Regions from separate parts of the Homo sapiens genome. Here region 1 is linked to region 2. A link is a loop called in an ENCODE intact Hi-C map of the cell type or tissue named here. Cell type or tissue: gastrocnemius medialis. All regions are shown on one strand. Region 1 overlaps TTC7B (tetratricopeptide repeat domain 7B). Region 2 overlaps TTC7B (tetratricopeptide repeat domain 7B).

Region 1 (8,000 bases), 52 kb before region 2:
GCTCCTGGCTTTGCCAGACACTGTAAAGTCCCAGGCCGTGAGAGCTCACTTGTCACTGCTATTGTGAGGGAGTTTTTGCCAGACCCTCTGATTCCTTTGAAACATTTTCTTAGTATTTGGCCAGAATATAGAATTTTAGGTCTATTTCACCACTCATCATTTATTGGGTTTCTGCCCTGTGTATCTATCACTAGGCGCTGTGGCCCTGGCTTAAAACCTTCAGGATCATGTGTGTAGTAATAGTGAATTCCTCAGCAGAAAAGTGATGTATACTGAGCACCTGAGCAGAATGGGTGGGCTCCTGGAATCAAAAGATCTTGAGGGCTCGCGTCCCCTTCCCTCGTTTTATACATGAGGAACCTGAGGCCTAGAGCAGGCGGAATGCGTGCATCACGCAGTGGTCTCCTGTTCCTGCTAGGAGATTGTACTGCCCCCTCCCCATAGTTGTCACCGCTTACCGCCAACCCCCGGGGCAGCCCAGGGGAGAGAAGGGAATCATAACTAAAGCAAGAGAAGGCATTTCCCTTTTTGCCCTCCCCACACATACTGTTTAATGGGAGGTATAAAATGGACTCAGGTGAGTATAGACATGGGGTCTGAGCATAATAACGTACATGCGCGGAGAGAAGGAGGGTTCAGAAGAGGCCAGAACTCATGAGAGGGCAGCTTTCTTGCCTTTGATTAAAACTTTGAATGGTCCACTGATGTTTACAAGAGCAAGTCTGCTTGAGTTACCACCTCTTTTGATCTGGAGGCTCTTTGGTGTCATTGGGCTTACTTCCTCTCAAGGAAGCAGGTTGCCCGATAGTCAGCTGATAACTTAGGGTGGTGTCATTTACATTCTCTACTTGCCTTGGTGCAATCAGGGAAGCACATAGGTGAGCAGGCTGGCACTAGGTGGCATTCAAGTGAACGAGTCTCCACAGGCTTCCCCACCGGGTCATCCATGGAGCCAGCTCATCTTGGCCTCCTGGTCAGCATTCCCTCATCCCAAGTTGGGTCCTTGGCAGGTAGTTCCCTTTGGGCAAACTTGGTTGGTTATGGTGTAAAAGTTCTGAAAGCATGATGACTGTACATTTTAGATTACCTGGACAATTCTGATTGAAAACATTATGTTCCACTGTCAGATGATGTGTTCCAGTCTGCAATTTGGAAAACATGGCCACCTCTCTAAAATGCTTGCACTAAGTGGAGATGTCTTTGGAATGATATCTCCAACTCTCCTGCTTCTTAATTGAAGTGATAGAAACTAATAATACTCAAACATTGAGATCCCTTTGAGACAGTCAGATTTGGCTCTATGGTATGTAATTGCCAGAAAAATCTCTTCAGGGGATGTTGAAATCCAGTGATGTCATCAGTGGATATGAAGGATGAGGTTTCTAACCAAAATGATTATGTTCTTCCTGTAAATCATTTCAGAAAATGTAGGTAGAAATCTAAATGAAATTGCCTTTGGAAGCCTTTTTTCCATATCCTTTGACTTCTCGATTGTTTAGTTTTTAGACAGAAAATGAATGTGCTCAATTTCAAAACCAAAATGAAAATTGCTGTGTTTTTTGGATGTCAGAAAATTGTGTTCTTTGTTGGTACTGACTTTAATTCAGAAGCATGAATTTGTCCGTCGCTTCTCCACCTACAAGGTATCATTTAGAATTGTGCTGTTTTCTAACTACAAATCAAATTAGTTTCCCCTAGGAGAATGGGATTATAAGAACTTGATTTGCAGAACTACCACTGAGGCAATATTCTGGGATATTTATTATTTGTGGGTCTGTTTGAGGTTCTATATTGTACCTTTTTAATCAAAAGATACTGATACTTTCTCTAAAAATGAAAAGAATGCATTTAGTATAACTTGAAAGTCTCTCATAAATAGTATGTTTGTTTTGTTCTCTTCCAGGCATTGGTCTCAGTATGGAACATATATAGCAAATAAATAAAATGAGACCATTTGCAACAGGCCCCTGTTTCCTTCAGAGCTGCTTTTTTTGGGCTCAAGAGGGACTCCTAACAAGAAAAACTTAGAATGAAATCTTCAAAAGCAGGCTTGTTTCCGTAAGAGATGACTCACTTTGTAGGAAGTGGCCTGTCTTATATATTCTTATTTGTCTTTGACATTTAACAGCAAGGAGTTTTAAAGTGAGTAAGTACTGATGGGTGGCTAAAAGTAAATGCCTTGGACTCACACACAAAGAAAATGCATTTTGTCTCATTAGTGAGAGGGAAGGTGTGTGTGTGGCCTTTCTGAATGTCAGGGGGAAGATCAACGTCAGCCTGCCGGGACAAGTGACCCCGGAACCTCATGTACCACTTTCACAGGAAAGACTGGGGGGGCCTTTCTCTGCTCCTACAGACAGATGGATCTGCAGACTTCTGTTAATTAGCAGAGGGAAAAAGGCAGGCGAAATCTAACTTTGTTGATTCTGAACTTCCTATTAGGGAAAAGAGGAAAATGAGCTAGCTGTTGAGTCTCAGACATGTGATATATTTGGAGGAATCTGTAGAGAAATTAAATTTTAGAAGTAATGGAAACAAGTTGCTGTAAAGAGCATTTGATTTCTGGATAGATGAGATTAATAAGTTTGAATGTGCCTGATGTATTTCTGTGCTAAGCATAGAAAATTGACGGTGTTCTCTTGAGTCCTCTGTGTTAATATCTTTTAAAGTAAAAATCTGCTTTCTTCTTGTTTTCTCTTATATATCTGTGTTGTGCTTCCTTAAACAAGATTGAACTCATCTTTGTGTTCTGTTCCAGTGAAGATGTCATATAGGGATTTGAATGTTGCTTGGTGATAGAGGAAAAGTAAGATATATCTCTGTAGGACTCATGGAACTTGATGACACAATTGGGTGTTGGGAAATGCAGGGCTGGGAATTTTCTCCCACTCTTTAATGTAGAGCAGAAGCAGGATTCACGAGTGAGGTGCAGCAGGGCCTCACTTGATGGATGATTCGGCTGCTCTAGAGCGCAGCTGCGTCTTCTATGAGGCTGGCTATGAACCCGAGGCCAGGGAAAACTTTGTATCGGCTGCCAAGGCTTCCTCCAGATGCCTGTCGACAGGTACAGGTGCCCTCTAGGTTCACACTTCCAGGACTTCAGTGTTTGGATCATCCCGTATATCATGTTCTGCGGTGCCCAGGGGATTTTGAATAAATAACCCAAGATGACAGGCCTCTGCTCATTCCTACCCTTGTCTCCATTCCCTTCGCAAATTGGTAGGGGCAGGAGGGCCTAGGTGGACTCCCCGCCATGCAGCACTAGGTTCTCTCTCCATCTGCTTCTCTATTCCATGTTTTTTCAGGCCAACCGGGACGCTGTGCTGAGCAGGATACCTGAACACAAGAGTGACCGCCTCATCAGTCTGCAGAGTGCATCTGTGGTCTATGACTTACTCACCATTGCTCTTGGAAGAAGAGGCCAGTATGAGATGCTGTCAGAGGTACAGCTGCTGAGTCTGGTTGACATCCAGGTGGTGGGTGGCAGTTGCACGGTGACCCCAGGGAAGCGCTGTGAGACCTGGTCCTGGGCCCCCCTCTATTAGTGGCAGCCATGTGATCTTGGGCCAGTCACTTAACTTTGGTTTTCTCCCCTGTAGAATGGGCCTTGGGCTAAATGATTAGGTGGTGGAATTGATCTAGTCTTTTACCATGAGAGTTCCATAACCCACCAGGCTGTGAGTTTGTGTGTGAGGGAAGGCAAACATTTCTCAAGCAGTTTCTCTTTCCACCAACTGAAAATCTCCCATCTGTGATATTAATTTCCTCATAGAACAGGTTTCCTTTAAAGTATCAATGTGTACAGTGAAATCGCCAGTGGCCTGACAATTTCAGGCACAGTGTGTTATGTTAGCTGGTATAGACCGTTTCATATAAAGGAGACAGTCTTCTTTCAGAGTCTTTTGCTTGTTCAGAAGGGACCCTCGTGGATTTCAGATCTTGTGCAAGGTACTGTCATCTTCTCACTCCCTCAGTTTCTAAGAAACGCTTAGGATGGAGGCTTGCCTCTTTCACAGTTTCAGGAGAAGCTGGTTCATCCTGGGCTATGGTTATGCATTATTAGGTTCCTGCCCAAAATATCAAATTCTACCATGGTAAGGCTAAATAAATAACAAGAAGATCACTTTATCTTTTCTTTAGCAAAATAGAGAAAAAAAAATCCCTATTTTTTAAAAGGAACTTTTCCATGTTATTTATCTTTCTCTTTCTAAATTTATACCCATTGCAACAGCCTCTGGGCACGAGGACAGGGAATGAAATACAGTAACAGATTGGCTGAAATCAGATAAGTGCCCGACTCACCCTCTAGCCTGCCAGTGCATCGCCACATTAGGCAGGAACCTTGGGGAAACAGATGAGCCTGTGTGGCTTGAATCTTTTTTTAGTCCATGGTTTGGTGACTCTACAGGGCAGTGGTTACTCAGCCTCACAATCTGGCCTGACAAAGCAGTGTGTGCAGATGCCCCCACCACATGCGGCTCAGCCCCGGGACTCAGTCCAGGCTTAGGATTGGCCTAGGTTGCTCATCACTAAATGGATCGAACCTCTCCCGGTACCTTGATTTCCTGGACCCCCCTTCTCCCCACCACCTAAGTTCCTGTCAGCTGTGTCCACCACAAAGCCTGTCACTGGGGACCATGCCACCCAGCTCACAGTTGAATTCCTTTAAGGTGAATTCGTTCCTCCAGACAAAACACATTATCACCTCTCTAGGTTCAAGGATGACAGTGGTACGCACACATCTACTTCCATCCTATTGGGTAGCAATGTTGCCTTTCCCCAGCTCGAAATCTCCTAGGTCCAAAACAAGAGTGAGGAGCTTGAGGTGTCTGGCCCTGTTGACTGGCTGGGTGGTCTCTGCCCCTGGGCTTCCCATTGTTCTGTGAACGTTCTAGGGGGTGGTCATCACCCTGGTGGTTTCCTCTGCAAGCTGTGGCTCCGGGGCCTGTGCCTGCTCCTGGCACAGAATACTAGGACCTTGTTTTCACCCAGATGACTTCTGTCTTGATATCATATGTAGCTCCCACCTCGTGGTGGTCACCTGCCTCCCAAATGACTGGGTAGTGTAGTTGCGGGAACCTTTGCAAGTCAGAACTTCACTCCCCTAGTCACATTGCAAAAGGTGGTGCAGTGCCAAAGGTTGCCTCGGGGAAGCTGGAATAGGAGGGTAGAAGAAAGGCAAATTTGTTACTGTATCTCCCCCAGAGCCTTTTGAATTTTATACCATATCTGTGTTTTATCTTCTAAAAATCTCAACCAACTGATGAAATATATGAAATGGAAGATGTTTATTTCTTCAACACATGTATGTACTATCACCTCTTCTGTGCCAGGGGCTCTGATTAAGGCCAGGGATACAGCCAGGAGCAAGGTGTGGCCCCTGCTCACAAGCTGCCCCCAGCCTGGAGCTGCCAGGTGTGACAAGCAGCTGTGGCCCATGTGCTGACGGGGGCGGGCCCAGCACAAGCTCTGCATGCCTTATCTAGGGGTTGGATACTTGGCTTCAGCCTTGCCTGTGCCTACCACTTAGGCAATTGGAGCGAGCATTCACCAACTGTGTTGTCTCAGATCATCCGACTAAAACGGTCGATGTTGTAGGAGAAAGATGAAAGCTCACAGCATCTCAAGGCTGCCTGGCCCATGGTTGGATAGCTCAGTTACTGAAGATAGGGGTTAGGTCCACCCTTTGCTGAGTGTGGGCCCTCTCTCCCTCCCTCTGTCCGAGGCCACATCCTACTCTGGGTGTCCCACTTGTCTTACTTCCTCATTTACTGGGGTTTTTCTGAATCCACTTTTTTTTCCTCCTCATCTGCCTTTCCATTTTCTCAGGACTTTAATTTAAAAGAGTAACTGGATTTTTTTTTTAATTGAAGTACAATTCACGTAACAAACCTAACCATTTTAAAGTGTAGAATTCAGTGGCATTTAGTACGTTCATACCACTGTGCAACCATCACCTCAAATTGCAAAACCTTTTCCTCACCCTATAAGAAACCCTATACCCATTAAGCAGCCACTCTCCATTCCTCACTCCCACCAAGTTCCTGTCAACTATTAATCTGCTTTTTTTTTCTATGGATACTGATTTGGGGTATTTCATATAAATATAAATAGCCAATATTTGGGCTTTGGTGTCTGGCTTCTTTCACATAGCATAATGTTTTCAAGGTTATCCACATTATAACATGGATCAATATTTCTTTTTATGGCTGAATAGTATTCCGTTGTACAGATCTACCACAATTTGTTTTTCCATTCATTAGCTGATGGAAATGTGGGTTGTTTCTACCTTTTGGCTACTATGAACAGTGTTGTTGTGAGGATAACTGGATTTTAAACTTCCTATATTACCTTTCTCTGAGCTCCATAAATGTTAGTAATTATCATTTTTATCATTTGTCTTAGAGATATGTTATATTTCCCTGTCTTCATTTCCTCCACTGTCAGCAGGGCGATCTTTCTGAGACACAGGAATAGACATGCCATCCTTCTGTTCAGAAATATTCGACAGACCCGCGCTCCTTCTTTTTTCTCTTTTTGTTTTGTTTTCCTTTCCGCCCATAATGAAATTGACTTCACTGTTTATCTTTTCGCCATATGCAATAGTCCTGCATGCTCCTTGGAGAATCAAACAATACATGCAAAATATGGAAAAGGAAAGAAAAGTGCCTTAGAATCCAGCTCTCCTGAGATAGTTGACTAATTGACATTTTAGAGGCAATCTTTACATCTGTCTTTATGAATAAATTGTGCATTATGTAAGTTTTGTTGAATGGGACAGTATCTTGCACATTTTATTGTGGATATTCCCTATCTCTCTTCTCTCCTCCACTGGCACCTCACCCATCTCTGCCTCCTCAACCCCAAACTCAGGTCATCAACATAGTGTGTCACAGGCTCTAGAGTCAGAGAGCTTTGGTTTGAGCTCTGGGTCTGCTATGTACCAGTCGTGTGAGCCTAGGCACATCATTAACCTCCTATGCATCAGTTTCTTTTCCTGTTAAATAGGGGTAATAATTGTGTGCATGTATATCTCAGACAGTTGGGAGATGCATATTCATTAATCCATGTAAAGTACTCAGAACAGAGCCCAGCACTTAGAGCTCGTTAAGAGGCAACTGTATGCTGCTGCAGTTACTACCACTGTATATACAGGAGTTACTAGGCACAGGGGAAGCAACAAAGGATACAAAAAGATCTTTTGCCTTCAAGAAATTTCCATTCTAGTTAGGGAGACCACATAGAAACAAACAAAAAGATAATCAAATTAGAGAATACATAATAGTGCAAAGCATGTTAATTGGCAGGTGAATGGAATAGGCCAATTGCAGCAGAGTTTATAGGTTGGGAGTGCCAGTAAGAGATTATGAACAATGGATATATGAATTGGCTCTTCAAGGCCTGATAGGCATTAAGTGGTCTAGGAGGAGAGAGACCCTCTTCATCCTTAAGCTTGCGGAGCTGTGAAGGCACTGGACCCAAGGGAACAGGAACCCAGGGCTTGCTCTCATGGAGAAGTGGGAGGAGAGGAGCTTGGAAAGAAAGTGTGGGGCCTGATTGTCAGCACCACAACCTGTTGGCAGACTTTACATGTGCCCCTTGAAGATGCGATCTAGACATATCACCGTGTGGCTCGTGTGTGAGTAAGTCCTCTTTGCCTCAGAAACCTTGCTAGATCTTCTTTTACATGGGTGGAAGCTTTTGTGGACAGAAGAGTTCATAAAACCATCAGTCAATTGTGAGAGAGAGAAGAGGTCTTAACTCCTTCTCACCCTGTCCTTGTGCTTTCCTTCCTTCTCTTGTCCCCAACCAGCATTAACACTTACACGTCAGGGCACAGCATGTCTTCCTGCTTCTTGGCTCCTCTCCTTGGCTGACCTGGGCCCACGGGCACCACAGAGGGTGGGGGCGCCTCTGCTGCCACTGCCAGCACATGTTCCTCTCTCTCCTGTCCTTGGCACCCTTGTGCAGTGGGTGTGTTGTGCAGCGTTGTGCAGACC
Region 2 (8,000 bases):
TTTTCCAAATCTGGGGGCGGGTTTTGGGCCCCTCACTTGCTTTGCAGGCCCCCAGCCCTAACACCATGCGCTCAGGTAGCCTTCGGGAATAGCCCTGGCTGTGTAGACTCTCTGGCTTCACGGATGGCATTATATGAAATGGCTCCCTTCATTATAATGTCACTCACAGGAACTGGAGAGGTCTTTGGAACACGGGCAGTAAGGTTCAAGAGGTGTTTTCAGTTGCACCTGACCAGGTCATCTCCAGCTTAGGTGCCGGCTCCTGGATGCCAATCTGAGTGGAGATTAATAGCTGACGTGGGAGCAAAAAATGAGCCAAACTGGGGTTTCTTGAGGTGATTTATTCCAGCTAACTATGTCAGTTGTTTGTTCGTGCTAAAAATACCGCTAGAAGGATGGGGGAGTATTCCAGATTGTTGACACTTTGACTGAAATGAGAAGCAAAATGTAACTGATATGAGCTCTAACAGGAGCTCCTGCCTGTCATAAAGAAGAGGGAGGATTAGGACACCAAGAGGCGCAGCCAAACCACCCGGGACGGCCACGGCCCAGGCCCTAGCGCTGCCACTCACCACAGCCTCCCAGCTAAGATAAGGGCTGCTAAGTTCTGAAGAACGAGGTATCTCCTCATCATACTTTGGCCCTGAGAAACTTCATTTTGCTAAATAGATGTGGCCTGGATTTTTCCAGGACAGTGGATCTGGGAGTCTAGGTTAGGATGATGCAGCCTTGCGCTCACACTGATGGGTGAGACTGGAGTGGCAGGAACGCCCTGTGAGTGTCCCGGATGTGCCAGCCTTGTGTGCTGCGACCCCTTCTCCAGCAGCTGGAGACATTAAATGTGTTCACATGGGCCAGGTGCAGTGGCTCACACCTGTAATCCCAGCAATTTGGGAGGCCGAGGTAGGAGGATCTCTTGAGCCCGGGAGTTCAAGAACAGGCTGGGCAACATAATGAGACCCCCATATCTACTAAAAAATTTTTTTTAATTAGCCAGTCATGGTGACGCATGCCTGCAGTCCCTGCCACTCAGGAGGCTGAGACGGGAGGATCTCTTAAGCCCTGGAAGGTCGAGGGTCTTGACCCTCGAGCCACTGCACTTTAGCCTGGGCAACAGAGCAAAACCCTGTCTCAAGCAAAACAAAACAAGATAAATAAAAGTGGTTAAGTTTCTAGAACTTCCTTGGTGGTTAAATAACTCCCAGACAGAAGTTTGCCAAAAAGCTCCCCAGGCCAGTGATTTGCCAGGGCTTCATTCCTAGAGAAGACGCGCTTAGGAGAGGAGTCATCCATGCTCTTTAAACCCCCCGTCACTGGTTCTGTTGGCAGACTGGACTGACCGGGGCTGGCATGTGGTTGGGGTTTTGTAACAGAAACCAGGTACTCAGGTTTGATGGATGAAAAGCATATAGACACGGTTTCCAGCTGGCAGCCCATAAGCTGGCATCTGCTAGCAGGGTTGTGTCAGGCCAGTGCACGTTTCAAAAAAGTTTGAATTTGCTGAACTTCTGGTCATCGCACTTGCCTGTTTTGGAAGACATTTGAGTTCTCAGCCCCTGGGGAACCCACAATGGGAGAGGGATGGTTACTCAGTGCTCTGCAGACTCAAGCAGGTGCCCTTTATGGGGGTGACAGTATGAATGGTACCCCCTCAGTGGGTACATTGTGGACTCCCCAGCTCCTTCACTGGAGATGTGTGGAGGACCCGGGCAGGGCTAGAGCACCTTCAGAATGTGATCCAGGGGATCCCTTCAGAAGGAAGGAAGCATTCTGTTCAAGACACGGGCAGGGGTGGCCTTCCTTTGGGGGCTTAATGTAAATGGTTGTTCAGAATTCTCACTGAATTTAAGAACAAAATACATCCTGAAAAATGTCTTCCAAGACATGCTCCCCCAGTTCTTATTGGAATGAAATGAGCACAGAATTTCCTAAGTGCAGGGACTGTGAGAACTCTTCCCTGGGAAGTCTTTTTTCTTTTTAAAATCAGACCATGGCAGGTTAGGATGGAGAGTTATGAATGAGAGCGGTGCTTCTTGACGTTAAATTTGCGCATGAATCCCCTTGTGATCTGGTTACATGCAGATTCTGACTCAGTAAGTCTAAGGTGAGTGGAGAACCTGGAGATTCTTCTATTTCTTGCAAGCTCCCAGGGGATTCTGAGGCTGCCTGCCCTGGACACACTCTGAGTAGCAAAGTATTATTTGACCTCAAGGCCTTTTCCAGCTTTGGGTTAATTGGAAACATCTATATGTTTTCTAATGAACCCCAATGAATAGCACATCAATGCAGCAATTGGGTAAGCCAGATGATCTAAGAATTGTTTATTTCCTGTGTAACCGTTGAGGAATTCGATTATTCACGTGACATTATTGAGGATGTGCATTTTGGGAGGCCCCATGCAGTATTTGGTATCTAGTGGGAATGGTCACATGACCTGTTCCATCCTTTCTCATCCCTTCCAGCTGTTGCCAGAGGGGCCTCGGGGTGATTTGAGGCCTCCCAGCTCCAGGACGTGCACAGCTGTCATCCCAGCATCATAGGCTCACCTGGCGGAGGTCGGGCCAGTGACGGTATTGATTTTCAGTGACAGTGACTCAGCCTGGGACCAGAGGCTGCTGTTTGCAGAGATATAACACCTTCTGAGATTGGGGTGCTTTGGAAACCCAGCCAGGAGAGCAGTGGCTCCAAGAGCAGCATACGGTGGGCCCTCAGAAATGGTGGTGAAAATGAATTGCGATCAGTTTCCTTCCAGCCACATGGGAACCTGAAAGGAATCCCTCCTCCCTGCTGAGGGCCTGGGTCGATGGATTCGATGACATCCCTCTCCTTGGGCAGCACTGGGCTGATCTCAGACTCTCTGTTCCCAGCCGAGTTCTCTGGTTTCACATTCCCATCTGCCTTCTCCCGGTCACGACATGCTACTGGCACATCTCTTTTGACTTCTCTTACCATTCTGATTGGCCAGTTGCCAAACAGCCTTCTCAAGTTAAAATTTCAACATACTTGCCCCCTGCCCCCTTCAGCCTGATCCATTATTTCTCTTACCTGGTGACAGATGCTCACTTTCCTTCGGATATTTGACAGCCAGCCTCACTCCAGCTCCCCCGATCTGGACAGGAGGCAGCAAGAGATGGGGAAGGTATCCAGGGCCCCCTCAGCCGCTGCCCCGCTTGGGCAGATCCCGCATGCTTTTCTGCACAGCCATTTTGCATTCCTGCCTGCATTCAGTAGATAAACAAAGAAAGAGCAGGTCCCTGGCATGCAGAGCCCAGGAGCTCGCAAACACAGATCAGCACAAGATACGAAATGTTCAAGGTTCCCGTGATGTTACCTCTAAAGCAGTTACTAAGACTGCAGCATTCACGGATCACCTAATTAGTGAAGGTTTTGTGTATTAATATGTGTGTTTCTTCCTTGATATAATCAGCACATTTTTTATACTGACACAGAAGATGGGAGGGAATTATTACTTTAGTATTTCTCTGAACTTCTCTAACTTATTTTCATCGAGAGTTCTTCGGACGGCTCAGAATTCAGAAATATCTGCCCTTTTCACTCTATCTTTGGCCCCTGCCCAAGTCTGGGACTCACTGGGGTGGGGCCAAGGCTAAAACTAAACTAGGGTGTGAGGTACTAGAGGTGCATGTCCAGTGGTTGGGAGCAGTTTCCAGCGAGTCAGCGAAGTCTTCCTGGGGAATGGCATGAGACACCGAGCATGGCCCTGACAAGTGCCGCTCTGACTCATTTCCTGAGGTGAACACTGGACAGTCACAATGCCGCGTGCCCCAGAGCTTCCCCAGGGGCAGTTGTGTCTTCTTTCTAAGCCCTGCCCTATCCAAACATAGTTGTTATTTCAAGAGTTATCTTGAGATTCTTAAAATATTCCAGAAGTACAGTAAAATAGTATTTCTATTTGTTTTAATGAAAAGTAAAACTTTGATTAACGAGGTCCTTCAAAAAACCAGATTTTATGTGCACCAGACTTTTAGATGAAAGACAAGTCACAAAACACACACACGCGCACGCGCACACACACATGCACACATATACACGCACACGCATATGCATACAGGCACACTCATGGGTTTTGTTTTGTTTTGTTTTTGTTTTGTTGTTTGAGACAGAGTCTGTCTCTGTCGCTCAGGCTGGAGTGCAGTGGCGCCATCTTGGTTCACTGCAACCTCCGCCTCCTGGGTCCAAACAATTCTTCTGCCTCAGCCTCCTGAGTAGCTGGTACTACAGATGTGTGCCACTACGTCTGGCTAATTTTTGTATTCTTAGTAGAGACGGGGTTTCACCATGTTGGTCAGGATGGTCTCAAACACCTGACCTCAAGTGATCTGCCTGCCTTGGCCTCCCAAGGTGCTGGGACAACAGGCGTGAGCCACAGCGCCCAGCCAAATGTGATTGTTCTTTAAAGAACTGTATATGAAAGATCCCAGGAGCAACACCCTGGTAGCCCAAACGCCTGCTCACCTGCAGCCCTACTCAAGTTTCAGGGCCATCATCTGGCCCAAAACTAGAAATCCTGCCCAATAGTAGTGGTCAAGTCTTTTTCTCCAATTGGATTGTAAATTTTTTGTAAGCAAGGGACTGTATTTTATACCACTTTGTATTAAACATAGCCAGCACAGAGCTTTGCACATTTTGGAGTTTTAAATATTTGGCAATGGATCTTCTTTAGTGCCGCTATCTTCATTAGTGCCAGTAGTATGGTGGGATTTTCAATCATCCTTCTCTGTTTCTTATTCACATGGATTTGGGTTTACATTTCCATTCTACCAATAACTAGTGGTGTTAATTTGGGCAAATTACTTAACTCAGCCTCATTTGCAGGGTTGTCGTTAAGAATCTGGAATTAAATATTTAAAGTGTCTGGCAGCTGCTGTTATTATTGTTATTATTTTGCTTGTCTTCAAAGCAGAAGTTTCCTGGCTTGTAGCTTATGATTTCACAGTTGTGAGCTCTCGTGTTTTTTATAATTATGTTTCCATTTGGAAGGTTTAACTCCTATTACTTAAGGCTGGCTTCAGTGAGGAGTTGCTATTTGACCTGAATCTTGAAGGATGAGTAGGTGCTTAAAAGGCAGAAATGGATGGAAAGAATATTCCAAACAGAGGGAACAGCATGTGCAAACACCCAGGGTCATGGAGGAGAGTGACACATGGGGGAAGCTGACCACGGCTCGAGTGGGGGCGTAGGTGATGGGCAATGGACAAATCCTTTGGTAGCTAAGCATGTGGGTGGACAGGAGCCAGACCGCAAAGGCATTGTATGAAATGCTAGATTTGGGTCATCAGTAATGGAGTTAGATTGGTATTTTAGCAAGGTTCTTCTTTTCTTCATTAATTTTCTGTAAGTTTTTAATGAGTCTGTGAACAAAATAATTCTTTTGGGGGGAAGTGGGGGCAGGGTCTCACTCTTTCACCCAGGCTAGAGTGGTGTAGTGGCATGATCTCAGCTCACTGCAGCCTTGACCTCTAGGACTCAAGCAATCCTTCCACCTCAGCCTCCCGAGTAGCTGGGATTACAGGTGCACGCTACCACAACTGGTTAATTTTTATATTTTTTTGTAGAGACAGGGTTTCACCATGTTGCCCAGGCTGGTCTTGAACTTGTGAGCTCAAGCGATCTACCCACCTCAGCTCCCAAAGTGCTGGGATTACAGGCTTAAGCCACCATGCCTGGCTAATATATAAATTTTTTAAATTAGATTCATGGCTGGGCACGGTGGCTCATGCCTGTAATCCCAGCACTTCAGGAGGCCGAGGCAGGTAGATCACTTGAGGTCAGGAGTTCAAGGCCAGCCTGCCCAACATGGTGAAACCCTGTCTTTACTAAAAATACAAAAATTGGCCAAGTGTGGTGGCATGCACCTGTGGTCCCAGCTATTTGGGAGGCTGAGGCAGGAGAATTGCTTGAACCTGGGAGGCGGAGGTTGACAGTGAGCCAAGATCACACCACCGCACTCCAGCCTGGGCAACAGAGTGGGACTCTGTCTCAAAAAAAAAAAAAAAAAAATTAGAATCATGAACTTTGTGTGGCTAGCTTACAGTCTCACCTGCATCTCCTCTGCCCTCTTCATCGTGTTGACAGTTAGACATATTGAAATGTATTAAATGTTAACTTTTCCCAAGTTTTTCCATAATTTTCTTTTTGCCTCAGGGTTTCCTCAGCACATCGAATCTATATCTTTTTGGTATCAGCTGTAGCAAATGAATGCTGATCATTGTTTGTGTACTCTTCGTTTCTGTGCTAATGTAACATACACCCAGCCAGATGTTTTTGAACAGTCTTGAAGTGTGTAAGCAGGTTCAGCAAATAGGATGACGAGCATCACTGCTTGTTTTCAGTATTGTTTTGTATCTTGTAAACAAGCTGAGGTTTGAGGAAATGATGGAAAGGCAGCACGCTCTGTTCCTGCTTTCCCTTGGGCATCCCAAGGAGTGTTGGCGACGGGCAGGGCAGGTGTTTCTGCCCATTGTACTGCCTACAATTGTGTGGCTTCTGCCCATTGTCCCAGCTGAACCTGTGTGGCTTCTGCCTATCATTCCGGCCATACTCGCATGGCTTCTGCCACTTGTCCCAGCCGTACCCACGTGGCTTCTGCCCATCATCCCAGCCGTACCCACGTGGCTTCTGCCTATAATTCCAGCCATACCCGCATGGCTTCTGCCACTTGTCCCGGCCGTACCCACGTGGCTTCTGCCCATCATCCCGGCTGTACCCACGTGGCCTCTGCCCATCGTCCCGGCCGTACCCGCGTGGCCTCTGCCCATCGTCCCGGCCGTACCCGCGTGGCCTCTGCCCATCGTCCCGGCTGTACCCGCGTGGCCTCTGCCTATCGTCCCGGCTGTACCCCGTGGCCTCTGCTCAACATTCTGGCTATACCCACGTGGCCTACCTGCGTGGCTTCTGCCCATCGTCCCAGCCATACCCACGTGGCCTCTGCCTATCGTCCCAGCCGAACCCATGTGGCTTCTGCCTATCGTCCCAGCCGAACCCGTGTGGCCTCTGCCCATCATCCCAGCCAAACCCATGTGGCCTCTGCCCCATCATCCCAGCCGTACCTAGGCAGCAGCTGTCAGGCTTTCCTCTTTGTCCCTGCTGTGTCCCTGGCTCCTTTTCTCTGCCAGCCTCTCTCATGCTGTTCCTCTTGAGAGGTCTTCCAAGTGCTTTTTTCCATCGTTTGTGCTCAGCCACTCTACCATTGTTCTTCCTGTCTGGTTCTCTGAAATGCAAGCCCACACCTTTTCAATTCCATATCCTGAGTCAAGTGTTTGAAAGCTGTTATTTTATGTTAATTAGAAGTTCTTTTTCCAGCCAAGAAGGCTTGCTCAAAACTGTTCCCCCAAGCTGAGGCTTAGAGACGCACTCTGGCATTCTGTCCTTTGGGTACAGTTAAAGGAACCACAGTTCATTGCTATTAGAGGCACCCCACTGCCCGCTGTGGGGCAGGCACCTCCTCTGGGGGCAGGCGCCATTGGAGGGGAGTTCTTGGCATGGCCCCCAGAGAGCTCCAGCCTGTGCAGCACGTGCACGGCTTCCTGGACCCCCCACAGTCCTCCATGGGGCCTCCCCTTGCCGCAATTGCTTGGCACTCATGCCTTACCACCCTCTCTACCCAATGGTGACCTGTTTGGCAGCTTCTCCTTCCTTTGTCAACTCTCCCAGTTGACCCCTGTTTGGTGAGAGATTCTGGTGGAAAAGTACTCCCATCTTGTTCTGGACTCGGGCAGGCTTCAGCAGGAGCCAGCTTCTGGTGTCTTTAATCCCCACAGAGGCACCCTGAGCGGCTGCCATCCCATTTAGGCAGTCTTGGTAAGGCTTCCAAAGCATTTCCGCTTCTTGGGATGTTTTTGAGCAGAAGCTGAGCCCTATTCTCACATCTAGCCTCGCTCTTTATGCTCATCTGCTTGTAGATCAGAGACTACATTCCTCCCTTTACCTGGCCCTCGTCCCATCATTCCAGGCTTCTGCAAGCCCAGGCATGGGGAGGC

What was found. A loop is a pair of places that touch in the nucleus more often than their neighbours do. Peaks named below come from ENCODE experiments on the same cell type or tissue, not always from the same donor. Only the 100,000 strongest peaks of a DNase experiment are listed, where the experiment ranks them.
Region 1: it touches region 2 in a loop (3-fold over the local background); 10 of 110 quality-filtered maps call a loop at or near these places.

What each region holds. Positions count from the first base shown.
Region 1 is chr14:90,671,966-90,679,965 of GRCh38, reverse strand. It overlaps TTC7B (tetratricopeptide repeat domain 7B), which reads left to right. Exons shown (of 20, transcript NM_001010854.2): 9 at 3,306-3,443. Among named protein-coding and RNA genes, the nearest start is that of TTC7B-AS2, 21 kb to the left of the region's middle. In gastrocnemius medialis, no CTCF peak of the experiment used is centred here; DNase peaks (open chromatin) are centred at 4,355, 5,055, 5,465 and 7,915; H3K27ac peaks cover 7,434 bases.
Region 2 is chr14:90,620,138-90,628,137 of GRCh38, reverse strand. All of the region lies in intron 15 of TTC7B (tetratricopeptide repeat domain 7B), which reads left to right. Among named protein-coding and RNA genes, the nearest start is that of TTC7B-AS1, 18 kb to the left of the region's middle. RefSeq lists an enhancer at 2,087-2,719. In gastrocnemius medialis, no CTCF peak of the experiment used is centred here; DNase peaks (open chromatin) are centred at 537, 1,347, 2,887, 3,717 and 1 weaker place; H3K27ac peaks cover 5,510 bases.